Linked DNA regions of Mus musculus: regions 1 and 2 are each linked to region 3. The links are chromatin loops, found by intact Hi-C in ENCODE. Cell type or tissue: heart. All regions are shown on one strand.

Evidence for each region. Peaks named below come from ENCODE experiments on the same cell type or tissue, not always from the same donor. Only the 100,000 strongest peaks of a DNase experiment are listed, where the experiment ranks them.
Region 1: it touches region 3 in a loop (4-fold over the local background); 10 of 42 quality-filtered maps call a loop at or near these places.
Region 2: it touches region 3 in a loop (2.1-fold over the local background); 14 of 42 quality-filtered maps call a loop at or near these places.

What each region holds. Positions count from the first base shown.
Region 1 is chr5:132,227,055-132,235,054 of GRCm38, forward strand. The region is part of intron 2 of Auts2 (autism susceptibility candidate 2); the gene reads right to left. Among named protein-coding and RNA genes, the nearest start is that of Auts2, 310 kb to the right of the region's middle. RefSeq lists an enhancer at 2,098-3,306. In heart, a CTCF peak has its summit at 4,805; DNase peaks (open chromatin) are centred at 2,747 and 4,797; H3K4me3 peaks cover 656 bases; H3K27me3 peaks cover 569 bases.
Region 2 is chr5:133,798,543-133,806,542 of GRCm38, forward strand. No RefSeq gene overlaps it. Among named protein-coding and RNA genes, the nearest start is that of Gm36667, 200 kb to the left of the region's middle. In heart, a CTCF peak has its summit at 3,706 (motif pointing left); no DNase peak of the experiment used is centred here; H3K27me3 peaks cover 290 bases.
Region 3 is chr5:134,002,591-134,010,590 of GRCm38, forward strand. No RefSeq gene overlaps it. Among named protein-coding and RNA genes, the nearest start is that of Gm40340, 44 kb to the right of the region's middle. In heart, a CTCF peak has its summit at 4,371 (motif pointing left); a DNase peak (open chromatin) is centred at 4,311; H3K4me3 peaks cover 593 bases; H3K27ac peaks cover 391 bases; H3K27me3 peaks cover 1,409 bases.

The DNA.
Region 1 (8,000 bases), 1.8 Mb before region 3:
TCTGCAGGTAGAAAGCATTGTTATTTGGTAAAGAAAGCTTGAAATTGTGTTCAGGAGCAAGAAGCTTGATAAGTAATGAGCTTCCTTTTCTCTTTCACCACATACCTTCCAGGACCCAATCTAATTGAGTCCATGAACATCTTCAAGCTATGAGATTGCAGGAACTGTGGTGTCATTTAAAGTGATACTGAACAGCAAGGCTCAGCAAGTATATATGCCTCCTACCAAGCCTGATGGCCGGAGTTCCATTGCTGAGATCCACATGCTAGGAGGAGAGAGTCGACTCCAGCAAATTGTTCTTTGACAACTGATTTCCCCAGGTTATACTCGGATCCCTGTACATGTTCTTTGACATGTGTGAACCTACCCCACCAACACACATGCATACCACACGCTCACACACACTCATAGGCATGCATGTGTGTGCACTCGCGCACACACATACACAGGAAAAAATGAAAAGACTGTGATAAAGCTGTCGATTTTGTGTGGATATATGCCATGAGCACAATGCCTACAGAGTCAAGACGGGAGCATGAACTGGGGTAGAGCTGCAACTGTAGGCTGTAATCTGTCTGATGTAGGTATTGGGAAGTAAGTGCGGGTTCTTCAGGGCAGAAATCTCTTTAATTACTGAATTACTTCTCTAATACAGATACATTTTATTTTGTAATGAACTGACCAGAAATGCCATAGGTAAACAAATTTACAAACAGATAAAAAAATTAAAGACCTCTGGGTACTGATGAAGTATAAATATAAGAGATACAGCACATCAGACAGGAAAAGCAGGCTGGCTACCCACAGTGTGCCGAAGTTGAAAGTACAGATGCAAGGTTTTAGACAGCGAGCTATGGTAGCTTCTTTCTATAAAGTTTAAGCTGTTGATTCCACTTAAGAAATATGCACTAAAGACTTCAGCACTGCATGAAAGGAGACATCCACGTCAAGATCTTTCCAAAAGGCTCTGAACAAGGACAGGACAACAATGTCTAACCTGTAGTCCTGTGGGCTGCTTCAACAATGGTGAATATACAGAACCAATTGCCCCACAATTCACATGGCATGAACTCAGATAGGGAAATGGATGTTTGAGCTACACACAATCAATGCATTCTCAATAAACAGTATCTGATCTCTAATATGAGCCTTGTCTGTATCAACATTGATACAGGCTAGCAAAAACAAATGATAATTTCATAACTTTAATGATGAAATAGAACTAAGGTTATTGAGAATAAAATTATTATCCTACAAACCTACATCTCAAGTCTGAACTCTGGGTTAAAATAACTATACTTGAATATATTCATCAATATCTACATTATATTGTGGTATTCTACTAAGTACATCAAGGTAGCACAGGGTGGCCTGGAATGTATTACACAACTAAAAACAGCCTTGAACTTCTAACCTCCGTATTCCAAGTGTTAGGAATACCACTTTACATCCCCATACACAGTGTACAATGTCTTAAAAGTCAAAGTTAGATTTCATGTATGTAAACTTGCCCTTACCAACTGACTCACACCTCAAGTGCAAGATACTCTAAACTCGTGTTCACCAGACTGATGGAGTCATGATGTAGCTACAAAGCCATGTGTGCTTCTTCAACAGGTACTTTCTTGTATCTCAGATGAAAACTACATACCCATTTTCCTTAACTTTGATTTATTTCTTCTTGCACCTTTTAAATTTACAAGTGTTGGCTAAATTCTATTGACAGACACCCACATATCTAAATCTTTTCCTATCCACTTTATTTTCTCTACTAAACCAGCCTCTTACTAAGAGCTTGATAGGAAAAAAATAATGCACCACTCACCCCCCCTCTCTCTCCCTCCCTCCCTACCTCTCTGTGTGTGTGCATGTGTGTGTGTTTGTGTGTGTGTGTCCATTCCTTCCCCAGACAACTGCCAGAATGATTTTTAAACACACATAGCACACAGAGAGAGGGGGAGGGAGAGGGGGAGGGGCAGGGGGAGGGAGAGGGGGGAGGGGAGGGGAGAGGGAGGGGGAGGGGAGGGGGGAGGGAGAGGGAGAGGAAGAGGGAGAGGGAGAGGGAGAGGGAGACCCATACTCACTCACTCTTACACAGACTTCAAGAAGCCCCCATCTGTTTTTCAATACCATAATGAAGCCTCTTTGCCAGCACCCTTCAGAAGCAAGCTCTCACCATAGTTCACCCCACTCATTTCCAGCCACTTGTCTTCTTTCATCCCAACCCGCTGCAACACAACAAAACTGTCATTCCTCCTAGGCAAAGATTAACATTCAGAGCAAACCCCCCAACATTCATCTGTGGAGAGTCTCTTTTTGTGGTGCTTCCAGAGTCCATGATACACAGCTATCAAAGTTCTGATTCTGTAGCAGGAGACCTTCCCGGAGATTCTCAGGATGTATTTAAGCAACAGCTGTTATTGAAAGATCAGGAAGTCAAGTTCAGGGACTGCATTTATTTGAACAAACAACTACACATTGCTTTCAGATACAGCCAAGATTCTGAAGGTAGCTCAGATCGTGATGGAGGGTAATAGACCACAGGTAAATACACAGGAACGTCCTTTCAGGACACTGGCAAGCACAGCTGGGTAGAAGCCAACTCCTGCAAAGTGGCTGCATTTGTCTTGCTAAGGGTCAGCCATGACAGCATCTGTCAAGACGAGCTTGAACAGAGGAACTCAGAACCCAGCCTAGCAGTAACAGGATACATCGGTATCTGGTTGGAGCACAAACAAGGTAGACTTTCTTCCTCTGGCACAGGGCAGGCACAGGGCCAAGCACACACAGTGCTCTCTGTTTTTGCAAGTCTAATGCGGTCTGCTGAGGGGAGGGGTGAGAGATCACCAGTTCATAATGACTCTCATTATGTCTGCTGCGTTCTGAGCCAAGATTAGACACTAGACAATCCTCTGTCCAGTGTCAAGGGCTTTCAACTGCCCTTTCAACAGGATAATTCCACTTCAAACTAATTTAGGTTTCTTATAACCCAGGCTACCAAAACTGATACACTTCACTGTCTCGGCCTGGAAAAAGAGGTTAATGTCTGCTCCAAGAGAAATACAGACTCGGGTTTGGAGTCTGTGTCGGCTCTACATGAGCGATAACAAACACAACACCCTAAAATCTCCCACCATCTGCTGAGCTGTCAGCCTCCCTGCAGGAACTCAATTTCTAAAGATTACAGTCCTTTTAGTATAGAGCCAGAGGAACACTCCAGAAGAACTTTAGAAAAGATATTAGCATTCCCACTAACATCAACAAGGCTGTGTGAGGTTCACTTCAGGACAGAAACAGTAATTCACCTTCGTCTTCTAGACACAGAAAAGCTTTGGTGACCAAACAGAAACCTGAAGCCTGGAGTGGGCTCATGCTCATGTCTCCAGCACCAATTCCAAAGGCTAACGCAGGACTGTGGAGAGTTAACAGCATTGTAGATGGGAGTGGCAGGCCAGCTAAGCATACACAACAAAACTTTAAAACAAAACAAAACAAAACATACTTAAAAACTTAAAACAAACAAACAATAACAACAACCCACTCAGTTTGGGGTTTTCAGTTTACGTGAATACATAAAGACAATAAAGGCAAGGTATTAATTCAGGTGATTCAAAAATCCAGGAAAAGAATTAAAAGAAAAAGAAAAACCAAGCCAAAGACACTCAGCTACTAAATGAAAAGGTCATGTTTGAAGGCTCCAAGGCTCACTTTATGTCTACAAATATGCTAAACCCACAAAAGTTTATATAAACACTGAAATTTTCCGTGTAATAAAGGTAATCTTCTATACCTACCAATGTACTCACTCCTCCCTCTAAAGCACACAGGCTTTGATGTGGTAATTTATTCTTCACATACCAGCTATCTGTGCCTACCCAAGCCATTACGTCAACAACTATGCATAATATTCTAGAGAAGTACTACTATATAAAATTTTGCATTTAAAGTACAAAAATTTTAAATAACCTTTAGACTGAACCAAAATGCATAAATAACCCAAAGGAACTTGGAAACCTATGTTCACTTGGTGAGTACACAGCCTGTTAACACTAACAGCACCCCTAGCGCCATGCTCAAATATTCCCACTCTGTCCAAAGTTCCTATGCTCATCCAAAAATAAGCACAAGTCAAACAAGGTGACCGCTGCTTTAAAAACTTACATTTTAGAATTTGGTATAATTTTCCTTTAATGGACACTGTAGATTCGGGGACTTACGGGGGAAATAAAACATCTCAAGAGAACACTGAAAAGCAATAATCTGAAGCCATTATCACAGCCTAGGAAGGCTCGACTTACATTTTCTAATTCTAATTCCCTCACTCTGAAGCACAAGAGACTGCAGTCTGTACAGCGGGCAACCCAAGCCCCTGCTACATGGTTGACGGAGAAGCCACTCGCAAGGCACACAAAGTGTTAAATCACACAGTCAAGCTGTAATCCTTGACCAGTGACCCAGGAGGCTTCAGCCTGGGACCTTTCAGGTGTCACTGCTCAGTGTCTTCATACAACTACACTGCAACACTGCTCCTGAAACTTCCTCCTTAGCAAATGTCACCTTTTACCTCTTCAGCCTCTCTTCAGCCCATCCTCACCATTTTTCCTCTACCTGAATCCTCCCTAGATACAACTTTAGTCTCCAATAAGCCTTGCCAAAACAAAAGTAAGGCGTTCCTTAATCTGCGCTTCCCGTCTACACTTGCACACCAGCTGCAAATGCTCCTTCAAACAAGCAGGCAGCTCAGCTAGCTGGGTTTTTTCAGTAACAAAGGACAGCCCCGCACTTTTCCATTTGAGGCTGCAGAGGGAGCCAGAACCATGCAATGCGAAAGAAAGCAAGTCAGCAGTGTTTGGAGGACTGGGAGAATCCAAGGCTAGTGAAAAATATGAACACAGGAATACCGCAGACATCAACTCCAAAATGAAGGTTTTTTTTTTTCAATAAAAATAAAAAATAAAATAAAGCTCTCAAATTAGTAGGTCTTCTCATAAGACTTCCTTTTGAGGTATATTTTAGGAAGGAATTTCTAAAAGTATTTTAAATTTTTATTTGTGTATGTTCATATGTGTTTGTGTGTACATGTGCACACGCAAGTGCAGGTAGATGGGGCAGCCAGAAGAGGGTGTTAGATCTTCTGGGGACAGAGTTACTAGTGGTTTTGAGTTACCCAACATGGATGCTGGCAACCCAATTCAGGACCTTGACAAGAGCAATTGCTATTACCCACAGAGCTATCTCTCCAGCCCCTGCAGTATTTTTAATCAGAGTATATTAGAAGCTGACCTGACCTTGCCCCATAACACACAGCATCAGATCAGAAGGCAGAGAAAGAGGAGCAGAAGGCAGGGTCAGAGGCAGAGCCACATGTTTTAAGAAGTAAGATTGCCAATACAAAAGACAGAAAGCCCTGACTGATCCCAGTCTGTGATGTTGTGACAGGTCATGAAAGGAGTCTCAGGAGACTGTCACCTCCAACACTACCTTGTGACAGTGAGATGCCACAGCAGACACAGCAGAATGGAGAAGACAGCTGTTCTAATCAGTGGCAAGACAACAGTTAACTTGTAATTCCAAGTGATAAAGAGAGCTTATTCTGACAGCTCTTTCCTAACAAACCAAAGACACATAATAACAAGCTACGATGATATCAGTGTGGTTTATACTGTAATGGAGAGACAAGTGAGATTTTGTATAATGTGAAGGTTTTAGGCAAAGCCTGAACAATATATACTGTCAAACACTCTAAAACTAAATGTGAACTGGTCACCCCATGATACATCTTGAACAAGGAAAACAACAACAGAGAATCTGGAAGAAATTTTAGAATACAGAAAAAATATGAAAGTAGGTTAAAAGTGCAAATTCAAACAGCATAAAGACATGAGGCTCAACCTAGAGAAACACATCCTTCCAAAGAGACGATTTTCTTTAAAATACGTAAGCAGGGCTAGGAATGTGGGTCCACTATAGAACATGCACTTAGAACACCTCCATCCTGCCTTTATAGAAGATGGTGTGTAGCTTAGTAAACACTTGCCTAGGATCCCCCAGTGATGGACTGGGGGTGTGGTTATGTGGTGGCACACATTTCCCAACAATTAATAAAATAACAGGATGAAGTAATATTCAAAACAGAATGAAATAACAGAAATGACCCAGAAGTTACAAAGACATCATTCATAAACAAGAACATTAAAATATTTACTATAAGATCCATTTGGATGTTTAAAAGACAAAGATGTTTATTATTTAAACAACACAACCTGTTTTTAACCTCTAAAACTACTTAACACACATAGGAGAAAACGAGATCAGTAAGCATGAGGCTAAGCCAAAGAACTATCCAAAAGGACACACACACACTCTCCATCTCTCTATCACTTACACACACACTAACACACACACACACACACACACACACACACACTTAAATACAAGATGACAAATAGTTTGATATCTCAGAACTAGAATTCCATTGAAGGTAAAATAAAGATGAATTCTCTCTTTAAAAAAACGTCAAAGACAGACTAGAGAGATGGCTAAGTGGTTAAGAGCTCTTGCACCCCTTCTAATAGATTCCAGTTCAATTCCAGTACCCCGATTGGGTGGCTCACAACAGCTTGTAATGAAAGTTCTGGGGTATCTAACCTCATCTTCTTCTGAAGGCACCTACACCCATGCACATATACACTCATGTACACACGCGTACCCATAATCATGTACACACACATACACTCACAAAATAAAATAAATCTTTGAGGAAATAATGACCCAAAATTTATCAACATAAAAATTATGCCCCCATAGAATAAAATAACTCAACAAATACAAACTAGAAGAAACATGTATAAAACTATACTAAAACTCACTGCAGTCAAGTGCTCTAAATGCAGGGATTAAAAACTCTGAGTGGCAGAGAAAATCCTTGCTATGGTTAAGAAGAATTTAGGTGGCATCAAATGTCTTGTGGGAAATAACTGAGAGAAGACAGCATATCAGCACATTTAAAGTGCATGCACGAATGCATGTGCAAACACAGACAAATACAGAGAGAGAGAGAGAGAGAGCCTATTTATCAACAGAAAACAACCTCTGCACCTGAGTGTCCTTAGATCATATATATCGTTTGCCATATACTAGACTATCTCAACAAGAAATACTAGAAGGAAGTCCTTTGGTTAACAGGAATAGCTCCACTGTCAGTCCGACTTAATCAAACGAAAGACACAGTAACTAACCATTTGGCTTGTTTGGTCTAATCAATATTTCCTGATTGAAAATCGCTTTAAAAAATTTACTGGTAAAATATAAACAACAGAAACAAATTGCTGTCTGTTTAACATATATAAATGTACACTATGAAATGTACACTATAAAAGTTAGGATGGAAGAAATGCAAGCCAAGAACAGAATGGAATGCTAAGTTTATCATTCATACACCATATATGAAGTCATGTATCACTTGAAAAGCTCTTACAAGCTAAAGATACAACACACACACACACACACACACACACACACACGGAAAGCTATCATCAATATAAAACCAGTGCCAGCCCGGCAGACTTGAAATTGACCTTCTCAATGGACAGCACTCCTATGAAAAGACAGAGGGAAGGGGCTGGAAATCTGCCACATTCGTGTGTCTTTCAAATGCTCACAACCCGAGCTCAAACCATCAGGACCAAACACACTTTTCTAGCCTCCGAAGGCACCTGCCCTATTCCCACGTGCTTCCCCAGCCATGCACATAGCAACACGCACATTGTTTTTTAAAATGACCAAAAAATCTATTTAAAAGGTAGGAATAGTAAGTAAAATAGGGCTTTATGGACACACATTTTTTTAAAACTATATTTCAGACTACAGCCAGGGATAAAGACATCTATTTAATAATAATAACACACATTCATCAATCGACACAACATAACAATCTTTAATGTTTATGTGCCTAACAACAGAGACATCAGATAAAGAGAAGGATTAAAACTAAATTACAG
Region 2 (8,000 bases), 200 kb before region 3:
CTTTTCCTGGGGAAAAAATGTGAACAGACAAACCCCTGATGACAGTTTAAAGAAACTATTCAACTCAAGTCTAGCTTCACAAACCACTGAGTGTATTGGGGTTCCTTGCAGGAGTAAAGGTGATAGAAACATGGGTGTTATAAAGCCTGCTGTATCTCCCCAAATCCTACATGAACGTAAGTGATGTCTCACAGAAGCTACCTTCTTTGTTCGCTTCTCTTAACTTGCACTCTGCCTGGAAGTTTGGAGAGGGTTCTTTCTATAGCAGTTGTTACCGTTTATACAACCATAAGGCGAGAGCATGTGTATCTCTTAAGTTTCAGGAACTTCCTGAGACTTGTGAGTTTAGATAACTTCTAGAGCCTCATAAGTATCCTTTCCTTCCTGAGTTTCAGTGAGCTTCCCTCCCAGATGAAATGTCCCAATCCCTAGAAAATAGTTATGCAATACCACTTTAGTCTTTCTATATATCTTCTGAGCTGATCAATGGCTTCCTCTCCAGGCAACTGTGAGGCAAGAACAAGGTCATGCAATCAAAACTTATTCCTAAGCACAAATCATGAAACAAGTAGCTGTGATTGTGGACTGTTTTGGTAACCAAGGCTGAGGAGTCCTAACTGTTAATAATCGCACTGAATGGGACTACACATAAGAGGGATTAGTCTGCTTAGGATTCTTCAACTTAGCATCATGACTCTTTCCTGATACACTTGAACCGATAAGCAATCACTGAAAACACTCCAAAGTGTTTCCTAACAACAGATTTCTTGCAACCAAGAAAATGATAGCTCTCAGATATTCAAGTACATCTATTCATGAAGAATATTATCCACTAAGTGTCCATGAAAAAATAAGAGGACTGTGCTTAAATGATTTTTTTTTAAAAAAAGGGTTATTTTCAGTTATTCTAAAAACCATAGATGAATCTCACAGACTTAATGTTGAAGGAAAGAAGATAAAGACAGAGTGTATGCTATGCGATTTTGTTTACATAAAGCATCGATACAGGGAAAGGAAATCAATGCTGATAGGAATTAGCATAGTGCTTAGCCTCTTAATAGGATAATGACTAGAATACAGGGCGAAAGTGGTTCTCTGATGAGCCATACATACTGTTATTTTGCTTGACCTGGTTTTTTTATTATTAATAAGCACATATTTTGTAAAAATCTATATAGGCATTATAGTTATGAATACTTTGTGTATATCTCAATAGAGAGTGTTATGTGAGTGTTTCAAGTTCACCCACTACAAGAAGACAAATCTGGAGCTGGTGAGATGGCTTAGTGGGTAAAGCATTTGCTACGAGAGTATGAGGACCTGAGTTCAAATCCACAGACTATACAAAACATCAGTGAAGTGGAAGTTTTTGGTTGTGTCGTGTGATGCAGATGCACGTGGTGTTTTGCTGAGGCGAGACCCGTGGGAGGACGCGTGATTCTGGAGAGAGTGTAAATAGGACAGTGTGCTTGCCTAGCTAGCTGTGCAATGTTCTGGGTCTTGTGTCTTTTCTGATCTTGGCTTTGTTGAGAGAAGCATGGCAGAGAACTTCTCCTGGCATCCTAGTTGGTTCTGGTCATCCTGTGATGATGACATCAGCAGAGGCCTGGCTTTTTCAGCTAGATTGTGCCACCACTGCTGATTCGTGATTGGTATCCTGACACTACTGAACTGGACTTCTGGCATCCTGACAAACAGATTGCAATTGCCCCCAAAGAACTACTCCTAAACAGGTCCATATCCCCTTGTTCTATTTACCATCTTTTCTCCCCTACCTTTGGACTGTGGGCTAGAAGCAGGGTTGTAGCATTTGAGAACCCTTATTAAAAGTATGTTTTGAAAAAATCTAAGTCTACAAGTCAGGTGTAGTATATCACACATCTGTAGTTCCAGGACTCTTTTGGAGAGATGGGAGACCAAAAAAAGGAGAATCCCTAAAACCTCATGGGCCATCTAGCTTGACATATGCAGCAGAGAGCAATAAGAGACCCGGTTTGAAACAATATAGAAGTTAAGTACCAAAACCTGAAATTGTCCTCTGGCTTTCACCTGTGTGCTGTGGTGTACACACATCTGTACGTACACAGAGATTTTTTTAAAAAAGAAAACCAATCTTTGCCTATGGTCAGCATCCAAAGTGTATGCCAAGGCTCTACAAATGATAGTGATATCTACTTCTGTGAGGAAACATTATGACTAAGGCAGCTCTTTTAAGGAAAGCATTTCATTGTGGCTGGCTTATAGTCCTCATGGCAGAAAGCATGGCAGCAAACAGGCAGACACGGTGCTGGAGAGGTAGGCAGCAGGCAGCAGAAGGAGTGTGAAACACTGGGTCTGGCTTGAGCATCTGAGACCTCAACAGAGGTCCCCCCCCCCGAGGGGCACACTTCCTCCAACAAGGCCATGCCTCTTAATAGTGCCACTCCTATGGGCCTATGGGGGGCCATTTTCATTCAAACCATCATAGATGGTCACACTTTTATTTATCATTTTGTTTTTATGGATACCCTTTGTCTAACAACTAATAGAGCACAACCCTTATATTGATGAAAGCTATTATTAAAAAGTCAATGTAAACATCAAATTATTTAGCAGCAAGCTTCCACTGTAGTGGAGATCATGGTCAGCACCAAACACAACCTTGGAACAGGTTTTTTTGAGTCAAGGCTATTAATGGATATTTTCTTGGTATCCCTCCAGTGCTCAATCTGCTATGACAGATACTTAAAGAAATACTGAATATCTTTAAAATGTGTTCTTACTATCTAGCTTATACCACTGGGTTAGCCCAGTGACAGAGCGACCCATGTGATAGGTCTAAACAAAACATAAAATGTAGAAGATGCTGGACCTGGCTTGGGGTAATAGTTTTACTTTGAGTACATTGAGATAGATAGTCAGGCTGAAAAGAGAGGAGCTATAGTTTAGGTTGTATTCAAAGGCATAGTCATATTGTTTGAACTAAGCACAAAGCCTCAAGGAAAATATGTAAGAACTCAGGGAGATGAACTTCAAAATCAGGTCAAAGGGAGAGAAAAAAGTGGGTATAGTGGAGGGTATAGTAAACATTCTGTCTCTGTGAACGTGATGGCTCGTTTAAAACAGTATCCGTAAAGCATTCTCAGAGATAAAAGACTTGTCTTAAGGTTTCAGAGTTTCTATCCATCGTGACAGAAGCACGGTGGAACAGCTCCAGTTGTGGCAGTGGGATCCTGAGACGGAGGCAGTTCACACCACAATCAACCAGGAAGCAGAGAAAGCGGACACAAACTAGGGGGCAGGCAGGTATACCTTGGAATGCCTTCCCTTGATAGTTAGTCCATTGCCTCTGGCTAAGCTCTACAGCCTCTCAAAACAGCGCCGTCACTGTGAGAGAAGTCCCTCATAAGCTTGTGTATTTGAACACTTGGTCTCTAGTTGGTGGAGCTCTTTGAGGAGGTTATAAAACCTTCAGAAGGTGGAGACCTTACTGAAAGAAGTAAGGGTGAAAGGGGTCACTTGGAAGGTCTAGAGCCTGGCTCAACTTTCTGTCCTATCCTTCCACTTCCTGTTTGCGGATGAAATGTGATCACATTCCTTCCTGATCTGCCTGCCATGCCTTCCCTACCATAAGCTAAAATAAACTCTTTCTTCCTTAAGTTACTTTCCCCATCCTGGTATTTTAACCATAACAGAATAGTAACTAATACTGCCACCTACTGGAGAACAAGGGTTCAGCACATGGACCTATGGGAGGTTTTTCACATTTAAGCTGTAGCAGAGAGCCATGTGAAAATAAACAGTGAAGAATGGACAGTTTCTGAAAAGAGAGGTACGAGTTTATTCCTAATTGATGTTTTCCGTACAGGGAGATAAATTACAATAAAACAAATGGGAGAGACCACATTATCTAGATGGACATGAAAAGCTAAAATTATCTTTCTCCTGGAGTTATTTTATTCTATTCTTCTAAAATAAGTGTCAATCATCAAGTAATTAGGAGTCACTGGGCTTTTATGGAATATGGAGAATTCTCAGTGAGCATACAATCAAAAAGCATTCTGGGAAACAACATGTTCAGGTGGCGGGTACTGACTGAGCTACTGAGTTTAGGAACAGTGTCAAAAATGCTGTGGAACTTGAACTTGTCCATAAACTTGGAGACAATCATGACCCCACCTAGCCAGGCCCAACATCACCCATAAATACACCTGAGATATAGCTAGGATCTCATACTGATACTATCTTTGTCATGTAGATCGCCCCAAAACACTTGAATGGACTTTCAAAGTTCATCCATGAATCTTTGCAAGATGGTGTCTCTTGAGTGAGATATGTAAGGGCAATATCTACTAGAAAGACCAGTATCTAGCATGAGAAAGATGTCTCCGAGGCTGCATCAAGGATGGGCTGAGTTCAAGTCCCTACAACCCGCATTAAAGTGTCAGACATGCCTTCAACCCCAGGGCAGAGACAAGAGGATCCCCAGAGCTCCCTGGACAGCTAAGTTAGCAGAATCAGCCAGGCTCAGGTTCAGTGAAATACCCTGTGTCAGGAAGATCCAGTGGAGCAAAATAGAGGAAGGAACCCAAATGCTCTCCTCTGGCCTCCACACGCATGTGCACAGGCCCCCACAGGCAGGTACACACATCACACACAAGCACACAACATACTGCACACATACACACACAATTCAAATTTTAAATCAGTAATTGATATCAGACTAGAATGATCTTCTCAGAATGCATACCACGCAAGAGTTACATTAGACCCTTATATGGGACATCTACAACCTCCACCCCAAGACTCAGAGAACATCACAGGAAAGGTGACAGAAAGAATGTAAGGGCTTTCTGGATATGACATCACCATTGAACTGACTGTAGCTCTGGCTACCTGTACAAGATCAAGCCAACAGGGAAGCCAATACATATCAGGCAGCTTTTGTTGGACACAGTAGGTTTCAACAACAATAACAACACCTCAAAAAGAGAGGATATGGAAATAGAAGTGGGACATTTTATACACACACACACACAGAGACATATGTATATACATGTAGTGTATACATATGTGTGCATGCATATAAATATAAATATTCCCATATATTTACACATATATTACAATATATAAATGTGTATGTATATATTTATGAATGACAGCCTTCTAGGATATCAGAGCATAAAATTATTTATATAGATATCTTCTTTTTCCACCCCAAATCCTTAGAGGGGTCTTATTTTTCTTAGATTTATCTATCTCACACAATATGCTTGCCTAGAGATTTGGCTTACTGGGTTTCCTTTGCAGGAGAGAGGGGAGAGAGAGATAGGTTGGATGAGAGGCCTGGAGGTAGTGTGATCCTATTAGGAATCATAATTGCACAGCATCATGGTCTAAAATCTACGATCTGAGTCTCCTTCTCAGAACAGAGTATGATGCCAGACACCAGCATTCTGGGTATCACTACTTGTGGGAAGTCACATGTGCCGTTGCAGGGTGGCGCTGGCTACCGCTGGCCACCACGCATACATAGGCAGTAAAGTTTTGGGTTTTTTTGCCAAGATGAGGTTTTGAGAATTAACCAATCAGATGAGAGACAAGTTAACCAATCAGATGAGAGACAAGTTAACCAATCAGATGAGAGACAAGTTAACCAATCAGATGTAGGCATGCAAATGAGGTGGTAAGCATAACCCATGCATAACCAATCCGGATGTGAGACACGCCTCTCCTAGGCCTATATAAGCAACACCAGTTCTGGGCTTGGGGTCTCTTCACCTCTGCAATCAAGCTCTCCCAATAAACGTGTGCAGAAGGATCCTGTTGAAGCGTCGTTCTTGCTGGTGAGCCAGGGCGCGCGCAAGAACTACTGGAGGGGATGCTTGTCCAGTGATCTGCCCTTGGCATCTAAGGGTGTGCTCAAAACAATCCCAGGACACGGGCATGTATACCCAGTTGTCAACTTGCCACACACTTTTTCAATTAAAGAAAAATTCTGTTGATCAGTTCTTAACCATGAACTTTGTAGATGGCACTGTTCTGTTTCCATATCAAAAGGTTGGACCTGCCTGATACAAAAAATTTGGTTATAGGCATCCACACTTTGCTAGGGAGGGGCAGGCCTTTGTCCATATGCCCTCCAAGGACATAAGTCAGGAAAGCTTCCCTGCTGGGGATGTAGCTCGGTTGGCAGAGCTCTTGCCTAGCATTCGTGAAGTCTGTAGTTCAAGTCTACGGCTCCTCTGATGATGGAGATAATATTCTGTAGTCCTATGACTTCCTATAGCATAAGCATCAGTCTGTCTGGAAAAACAATCAGGGCCTGAATAAAGCATAGGCTGGGCTTCCCATCGCAGCTAACCTAATCTCTAAAACCCATCTCAAAGATTTGTCTCCAGGGTGATTCTATTTCTTGTACAATTGGCAGTCAATAGAAACTATCATAAGAAGGCCACCCCTTGTTGGTTTGCCACCCAAACATAATGCTTTCAAGCTATCACCTTCCACCACTTGTCTCCATAGGCTCATGGACACAAAACGCATTCAGTCCAACTTCACTTAACCAACACAGTCGTTATCCCAGGGAAACAGTAAGAACCGAAATACAGGGAAGTAACACATCGCAAGTCCTCATCACAGACCACTGTGAATGTAGCTCCCCTTTCAAACATTCAGATCTAAAGTCTCATAGAGTGGGCTCCAGATACGGGAACCAAAGCAACCAGTGACGGACAGAAAGCGAGTTTGGGGTGACAGCGTCAGGTTATAGTACATCAGGACTCTGTCTTCTTCCACTCTTGTCTTATTTATGTCGTAGTGACCAAGTCTCCTAATAGATCTGACCACACACAAGATGAAGGCATTGGTCCTGCGGAAACTGCAGATGTACCACTTAACAGTGGGCGGTAAAGATAGTCAGCTGTCCCCGCTCCCAAGAAGTGTGGTCAAGCACAGGAAATGCTGCCAGTGAAGACCCAGGTCACAGTGCCAGGATGTGAAAAAGTGAACAGGGGGTTCCATTATGAGAGTTTTACTTTTTTCACTTAAATAAAAATTCTGTTGTTCAGTTCTTAAACATGGGCTTTGTAGATTATACTATTCTGTTGCAGTGTCTAAAGACTGGACATGCCTGATAGATACATAAAATCTGGTTATAGGGGTCTGCTGTATAAATCTCCCCCAAGCATACCTACATGGAAACAAACACGTTAGAGGTTGCCTTGGTTTCAGAGGTAAGATTATGTCAACAGAGATTGAGGAAAGGCTGTTCATCCGATGTCTTACCTGGGACTAGGACTCTCGTGGGCAGCTCATCTGAAGTCCACACACAAAGGGCTACTCTGAGAGCTGGGATGGAAGCTGGCTCAGCCTACAAAGTGCTTGTCTCATAGCATGAGGGACTTGCTTCTGAGACCCAAATAAAATGTCTGGGCAAAGTGGAAGGCATTTGTAATCCAGTACTGAGGACGAGGGTCTCTGAGACTCACTGACCAGCCAGCCAGCTACACTGAACCAGTGCAAGAGTCTGTCTCAAAAACAAACAAATAAACAAACAAATAATATCTGAGAAATGACAGCTGAATTAGAATTTGACCATTGGCCTCTACATGCATACTCATTGTATACACACACACACACACTTACATATACATGAACACACATATAAAATTGTGTGTGTGTGTGTGTGTGTGTGTGTGTGTGTGTGTGTGTGTGTGTGTGAAAGAAAGAGGAAAAAAGGAACAGAGTAAGAAAGGAAAACAGAGGAAAAAGGAAAGGAACGAGAGAAAGGAAGGAAAGGAGAGAAGGGGAGTGTACTTGCATGAGGGTAATACGGTGACTCCAGAAATAATACCATGTTCAGGAAGAGATAGAGAATGGATAAAAACTGAAAGAAAGTCAGGAGGGACAAAGATAAAATCGAGAAGGTAAGGGGATGTGGCCCATCCTCGGCAGGACACGGGATACGGTAGGAGAGAGCCCAGGAGCTATTTGCATAGTGGCATGGTGTTCACAGTGGT
Region 3 (8,000 bases):
TTACAACCACCTCTACCTCCAGCTCCAGAGCAGGGAACCCAATGTCACAGGGAGCTCAAGAGCCCAGAGTCGAAGGTCATCATGAAGGCTGGCATCCAGCCTCAGGCTGGTAAAGCCCAGGGACCACATGGGGGAACACAATGACACTTGTGAATAGAAATATCACTGTCCTAGTCTGCTTTCTACTGCTGTGATGAAACACCATGACCAAAGGCAACCTGGGGTGGGGGTGGGGGGTGGGGGGAGGTTTCTTTCATCATAAGACTCTCGGATCACACTCCATCACTGAAGGAACTGGAGGCAGGAACTGAAGCAGAAGCCATGGACGAGTGCTGCTTACTGGCTTGCTCCCCATGGATTGCTCAGCCTACTTTGTACCACCCAGGACCTCTTGCACAGAGGGGGCACCACTCATGGTAGGATGAGCTATCCCACATCGATTATTAATTAAGGAGATGCCCCCATAGACTTTCCTACAAGCAATCTGATGGATGCATTTTGTCAATGGAAGTCCCTCTTCCTAGATGACTGTTGTTTGTGTCAATATGACAAAAGTCTAACCAGGACAAGTCATCATGAAACTAATGCTAACTAATCGTAGTTAACTGGAAACAGGAGTAGAGGACTATGAGAACCTGGAGAGCTGAGTTCAAATCCCCAATACCTACATCAAAATCAAGATAATGGCTGCAAATGCTTGTAACCCAACAGTGAGGTGAAGACAGGTTCACTGGCCACCCCACCTACCTAAAATGATGTACTTCTGTTTCAGTGGCAAATCCTGCCTCAAGGTAGTGAGCAATAGAGGAAGACACACAAAGTCTTGCTCTGGTCTCAACGTGAACACCACACAGTAATGTGTATATGCACCACACACATACGTACACGCACATGCACACACAAATATGAGGGGACTGGAAAGGTCTCTGGTTAAGATCACTTGTTGCTCTTCCAGAGGACTCAGGTTCAATTCCCAGGACCCACAGGGTTGCTCACAACTGCCTGTTACTCCACTTTGAGAGACTCCAATGCCCTCTTCTGGCTCCTTCAGATACCAGGTACACAAGTGGTGCACAGACCTACATACAGACGAAATGACCTTACACACTTTGTGTGGTGTGTGTATGTGTGTGTGTGTGTGTGTGTGTGTGTGTGTGTGTGTGTGTTGGAGACAGAGGTGGGACACTAGGTTTCTACTCCATCACTCTCCAAGTTATTCCCTTGAGACAGAGCCTCTTGTTGAACCTGAAGCTAGGCTGGCAGCCAACAAGTCCCAATGATTTTTCTGTCTCCACAACTGAACCTAACCCCATTATGCTGGTATTGCAAGCACATATGTGGCTATACCTACCTTTCTACATAGGTGCTGAGCGTTAGAACTCAGATCTTCATGTTTGCACAACAAATGGAGCCACCTCTCCAGCTCCTGTTTTATATTTATATTGCATTTAGTCATTCAGCTGTGTGTTTGTGTGCATATGTGTGCTATAAGGTAGGGAGCACGTGTTCAAACACATAAACCATTAAGGGACAATTTTCACATTCAAAGCACAATGAGGAAACTGAGGGTAGCAAGTAGAGGCTACCCTGGGCTTCATGGGAGCTTGAGAAGAACGAAGGTATCAGCAGTCATCCCATCTTATTCTTGAAAAGGATGCTTCTACTCTACAGGTCAGCAACTCTAGCACCTGTCTTCTCTCCCAGCTCTTGTGTATAGCTGTGTAGAAAATAGGTCAAACACCATGTTAGGAACTAGGCATGCAGCTTCAGAGCTGGGGGACCTATCATAGTTGACTTAATTTGGCTAAGCCTCAATTTTCTCCAGCTGTAAAACTTGGAGCACAAATCAAGTAGTCTCCAAGGTCCTTCTTAACTAGGTGTCTTTGTTACTATGAGTTTCTAGACACTGGCCTTAATTATTGTTCATTTTACTTTAGCCACGAATCATATCCTGTCCTTTTCCCCTGCTATAATGACATTTCCTCAGAGTAGGAACTGCTTTCACTTTCTTTCCTTCCAGGAAGGAGCAAGTGAGGCTCATAGAACTCAGGAAGTAAACAACACACAAGTCTCAATAATAAGTTCCTGAAGCTAACAAGATAACATGGCCCCTCCTAAAGCTGTTAGGGGAGGGTCTATGAGGGCTACCACTTTGTCTCACTTCTGCTCCATTCTCTCTACTTTCTGAGCTGCAGATGTGAGAGTAGCTTCCTAAACCAATGTGTTTACCTCAGGTACTTATCACTGCAGTATTGCAGTGTCCAAGTCTGTGTTCCTTTCTTCTAATGTATGAATAGAACAACATGTCTGAGGGGTATGGTTCAATGGTAAGGCACTTAACCTAAAATTCACTTATGGCCATCTGGGAATGTGGTTAAGTGGCAGAACTCCTAACTAGAATCCCGCAGTGAGGGGCTGGGGGCGTGGCTTAGCAACAGAACTCTTATCTAACATGTACAAGGTCCTAGGTTCCATCCCCAGCACTAGAACAAAAAAAGAAAAAGAAAGTAAGAAAAATGATGTAAAGGGACATAGATAGGTGTGCCCTCTTTAGAAAATGCTGTCAGCCTTAATTGTGTTTTCTTTAAAGACCCTTTAAGGAGTTGGCCCATAATGGCTGCCATATTGCCTGGGTGACCTGAACTGAGATCCTAACATAACCCCATCTAGCTGGAAGACAGAATGAGCCACTAAATCCTTTTAATTCAAAGGAGGATGTGATAGAGATAAATTGCTAAAGAAGGATGAATATGGATCCGAGGGAATTGAGAAGCACAGATTTGACAGATGTATGGAGATGTGATGTGGGGAAGGAGTTTTGGCTAGCTCTTGGTACTGCAATGGATGCCGTCGAGAGGGTCAGCACTGAAAGACACCAAGGCAGACATTTGAAATTCCCTGTCTGGGCTTATGCCTGTTGTTGAGACATGTCATTATGTAGGCCATGGTGGCCTAGAATGGTGAACATCCTCCTGCCTCCGCTTCCCAACCTACAGGGATTATAAGGCATGTAGCACCACAAACAGGGAGTCCTGTTGTTTGTCATTATTATTATTGTTTTCTTTTCATGTGTATGTGGGGTGTGCATGCATGTTCATATATATGTGTAAGCTTGTGTGTGTGTGTGTGTGTGTGTGTGTGTGTGTGTGTGGCCCAAGACTGATATGTGAAATATTCCCCAATCCTTTCTCTTATTCTTCTTGAGGCCTAATCTCTCAGCTAAACCCAGAGCTCACTGATAGAGCTGGTTTCCTCTCTAGCCAGTTTGCTCCCTGGCTCCTCCATCTCTAAATTCAGAGGCTGGGTTTACAGGCAAGCCGCCACACCCACCTGCCACACCCACCTGTCATTCCATGGGTCCTTAGGATCCAACCTCTGGTCCTCCAGCTTGCACGACAAGCATTGTAACCACTGTGCCATCACCCCAACCCCCATCACTAATTTTTTTTTTTAATTTGTAAAATGTACTTAGTTATCTATGAGTCAGGGTCTCAGAAACTCCAGACTGGCCTTGAACTGCGGGAGTAGTGGAGGATGACCTTGAACTTCTGAACCTCCTACTGCCACCTCCCAAGTGCTCTGTTTGTGCTGTGCTGGAGATGAAACCTAGGGCTTCCAGCGTAGTCAACAAACCCTGTACCAAATAAGCAAGATCCTTAATGCCATTGTTTCCTGAGGTAGGGCATGGGGGGAGGGGAGGGTGCTGACTCTCAGGACCGAAACTCATTGACAGAGCACTTACCTAACACACAGGAGGTCCTGGGTTCAATTCTCAACAAAGGGAAAGGTTCAATTTCCTCACCACCACCACCCCCAAATCCAAAATTTATTTATCTATCTAATCAATTAGGCATTGGTTCAACAACTATTTCTAAGGCATCTGACACTTGTCGGGTATTCTGAAAAACCAACACAAACGAAGAAGAAATGTTCCTGGCCTTCACGGGTAGAGGAGCCACGATTTAAATTAGTGGCCCAAAGTGGTTACTAAAAAGAAACTGCAGGGCAATCTCACACAGTCAGCACGGGGCTCCCAGCTGCATTCATCTCTAGAAAACCACCCCCCAACGGAGTGCCAGAGTGGCTCCAAACCCCACCCCTGGGCTAACTGAGCCCCTGGCTGTCCCTAAGAAAGGGCACCCTGCAGTTTGCTTTCTCCTGCCTCCGCTTGCCCCTTGCTCCTCTGGCCTGGCCTCCGGGAGTTAAGATCCCCCCCCTGCCTCCAGCTCCTGCTTCCCTACCACTCAGGGGTTAATGCTTTTGAAAGCTCCCTGCAGGGTTCGGAGTGCAGCTGTTGCTGCCATTTGGACATTTTCTTTCTCCAAAAGCCTCAGCTGCCTTTTGGAAACAACCACAGTGCCATCTACTGGTCAAAGCTGCGTATTGTACCGCGATGCCTTAAGCTTTCTGAAGGCTATCTGGAGGCAGTTGTTGGCTGCCTGAGGTGTGACCTCACTACCTACATGTGCAGTAGGAGTTGTGGAGCGAGGTCCTAATTCCCACGTGGGATTTCTAGGATCCCTGAGCAGGTAATCAAGAACCTGGACTCTGAGAGGAAAAAGGAATGAACTGCTTGGGGCCTAGGATGTGAGGCCTCACCCTCTGATAAGGATCCAAAGGGCTGACATGAAAGATCCTGCCTGGGCTGCGGTGGATCTCTAGGCCGAAGTGGAGGTCTAGACTGGGTGGAGCACTAGGCTGGGGGTGGGGCTCTAGGCTAAGGGCGGAGTTCTGGAATGGGTGGGAGGAGCTCTCTGAATTGGGAGTGGAGCACAAGGCTGGGGGTTTAGCTCTGGGATTGGGTGGAGCTCTGAGGTAGAGGTGGAGCTCTGGGATTGGGTGGAGCTCTGGGATTGGGTGGAGCTCTGGGATTGGGTTTAGCTCTGGGATTGGGTGGAGCTCTGGGATTGGGTGGAGCTCTGAGGTAGAGGTTGAACTCTGGATGGGTGGAGCTCTGGACAGAGGTGGAACTCTGAATAAAGGGTGGAGCACTGGGCTGCAAATGGAGCTCTGAGTGGGAGCTCTGAACTGGGGGTAGAGCACTAGGCTGGAGGTGGGCTCTGAACTGGGGGTGGAGCTCTGTGCTGGGCTTGTGACTTTGGGCTGAGATGGAGCTTAGTGGGTTAGAGTCTTTGACTCAAAGGCCTGTGAGCCCATCCTCACACTGCAAAATTGAAAGAAAGAAAGAAAGAAAGAAAGAAAGAAAGAAAGAAAGAAAGAAAGAAAGAAAGGAAGGAAGGAAGGAAGGAAGGAAGGAAGGAAGAAAGAAAGAAAGAAAGAAAGAAAGAAAGAAAGAAAGAAAGAAAGAGAGAGAGAAAGAGAGAAAGAAAGAAGAAAGAAAGAAGGGAGGGAGGGAGGGAGGGAGGGAAGGAGAGAGAGAAAGAAAGAAAGAAAGAAAGAAAGAAAGAAAGAAAGAGAAAAGAAAAGAAAAAAGAAAAGAAAAGAAAAAGGAAAAGAAAAGAAAGAGAGAGAAATGAGCCAAGCAGACAGGGGGTCAAGCCACAGGATCACGCGGAGACACAATTTAAGTGGTCCTGACAAAAAAAAAAAGGTGAGGGTGAGACCAGGTGGCAGCTCTTCAGATGGTGATCTGTGGCCATGGCGCTGACATCCTGACTGTGGTGCGCTGAGCAAAAGGAGCTACTAAGAAGGCCTCTGAGACTCTCAGACAGAGGCACCACAAGGTTCAACCTCTTACTAAAGGAATGAGGACCGCTGCAGAAAGAGCAGGTTTAGAGATGAAGAGTTAGAAAGTTAGTTGAGTTGAGGTGTTGAGGTGTTAAACTGCAATAGAGGAGCTAGGGAGACAACAACAAAAGAAGAAGAAGAAGAAAGAAAATTGGGCTTTAGGAATGCGCATGCTTGAGAGGTAGGGATGGATGCAACCCCAGGGCCCATTGACCAGCCAGCCAAGCCTACTTGGAGGTTTCCAAGCCAATAAGAGACCTGTCTCAAAAAACAAGGTAGATTAGCACCTGAGTTTGGCCTCTGGCCTCCACATGCACAGAGGCACACTTGTGAGCATGTGCATACATGCATGTACACACACACACACAAATCTGCAACCACTGGCACCTTAACTCTTCTGTGCCTATGGGATTAGACCACCACCACCCCATTCAGACCTAGACAAGGAATACACAGGTCCAAAACTTCTCAGAGAGAGGATTGCAACAGCTGAGTGAACCAGCTACCCCTGCAAGGGCTACAGTTCTAATGGGGATGCTGTGAGACCTCAGCAGACTCAAGGGTAGCAGGAGAGGAAGCTGGGAGAGTGTTTGCATGACTCTTCCTGAGGAGAAGTGCAGGGGAGGAGCTGATGGGAGCAGGGATGGCCTAAGGAAAACTACATCACCAGTGTAGCTACAACACCCAGCAATGCTAGGACTACAGTAGTAATACTAGAGGCTGAGGGAATTTGGGACTATAGCTGGACAGAAGGACTAAGTTCTGGGGTTCAAGGCCTCAGAGACACGACTGTAATAAGCCATGATGGACTTTAAAAAGAGCAAGAAGATAGGAGTTCAAAGGCTCCGGTAATACAGACCAGGAAGTGAGGCATGATGGTGCACACTTATAATCCCAGTCCTTGAGGGGCTGTGGCAGGAGCATCAGGAGTTCAAGGCCAGCCTGAGCTACATGGCAAGTATGAGGCCAACCTGGGCTATATGAGATCCTGGGGGATGGGGGGTGGGGAAAGGGCAGAATAGCAAATTTTCAAAAGAGGGAGATGGAAGAGTGAAGGAAAGAGAAGAAAGAGACAGTAAAAGAAAGGGAGGGGGCTAGGTGCATTGGAAGCCTGGGACAGAAGGACCGTGAGTTTGAGGCTAGCCTGTGCTTCACAGGGAGACCCTGTCTCATAACCAAGGGGACTGTTGGGGTGGCTCAGTGAGCAAAGCACTCACCCGCCATAAAACCATGAGAACTGGAGTTTGGACCCCCCAGCTCCCTTGTGAATATCAGATGGGTGTAGCATATTCTCGGTGCAGAAGAGGTGGAGATAGGATGCCTGGGGCAAAGTGGCTAACTAAACTAGCTAAATCTGTGAGCTTTAGATCCAAGTGGGAAAGCTTGCCTTAATAGACCAAGTGGAGTACAATTGAGAAAAACCTAATGTCAACCTCGGGCACATGTGCACATGTGCACACACACACACACACACACACATACATACATGGGTGGGAGCAGTAAGGAGAGAGACAGAGAAAGAGGGAGGGGAGAAAGCTGGGTGTATGAGTTCAAATAAAACACTATACTCTGCTAATAAATCCAATCCTTACATGCTAATCAAAGAAAATAAAGTAACACAAAAATCTTTCCACTTACGCTCTGCCTGTCTGGAAGCCGACTGTCTGCATATTTTTTTGATTTTTCTCTGGATCTCCTCCTCCTCTCCGGGCTACCACTAATAAATCACAGCATTCAGTGCCGTTTTGAATAGATGGAAAGATCACAGCGCGACGGCGGCACGGCAGAGCTCGGCATTTGTTTGATGGAGGTAGCACCCCCCCCCCCAACAAGATGCATTTCTGTTCCTGCGGCCATGATTAAAAACAGAAATCGAGCTGCATAATGATGGAATCAAATGATAGCGGATGCATTTCGAGAATTCTAAAAACAGAAATAATAAGCTGATGGTATAGCTTAGTAGTAGAGTGCCTGCCTAGAATCCCCCAGTGAGGGGCTGGGGACACAGTTCAGTGGCAGAGCCCCTGCCTAGAATCCCCCAGGGAGGGGATGGGAATGTGGTACTGTGGGTAGAGCCCTGGCCTAGAATCCCTCAATGAGGGGCTGGAGGCATGGCTCAGCTATAGACCTCCTATCTAGAATCCCCCTACAAGAGACTAAAATTATGGCTCAGTTGAAGAGCACATGCCTAGAATCCCCCAGTAAGGTGTTATGGGCATGGTAAATTGGTGGAGCATTTGACCTAACTCAGTCTTTAGAAACTTAATCCACTCCCTTGAGAAAGACCCATTCATGAGAGCAACACGCTCATG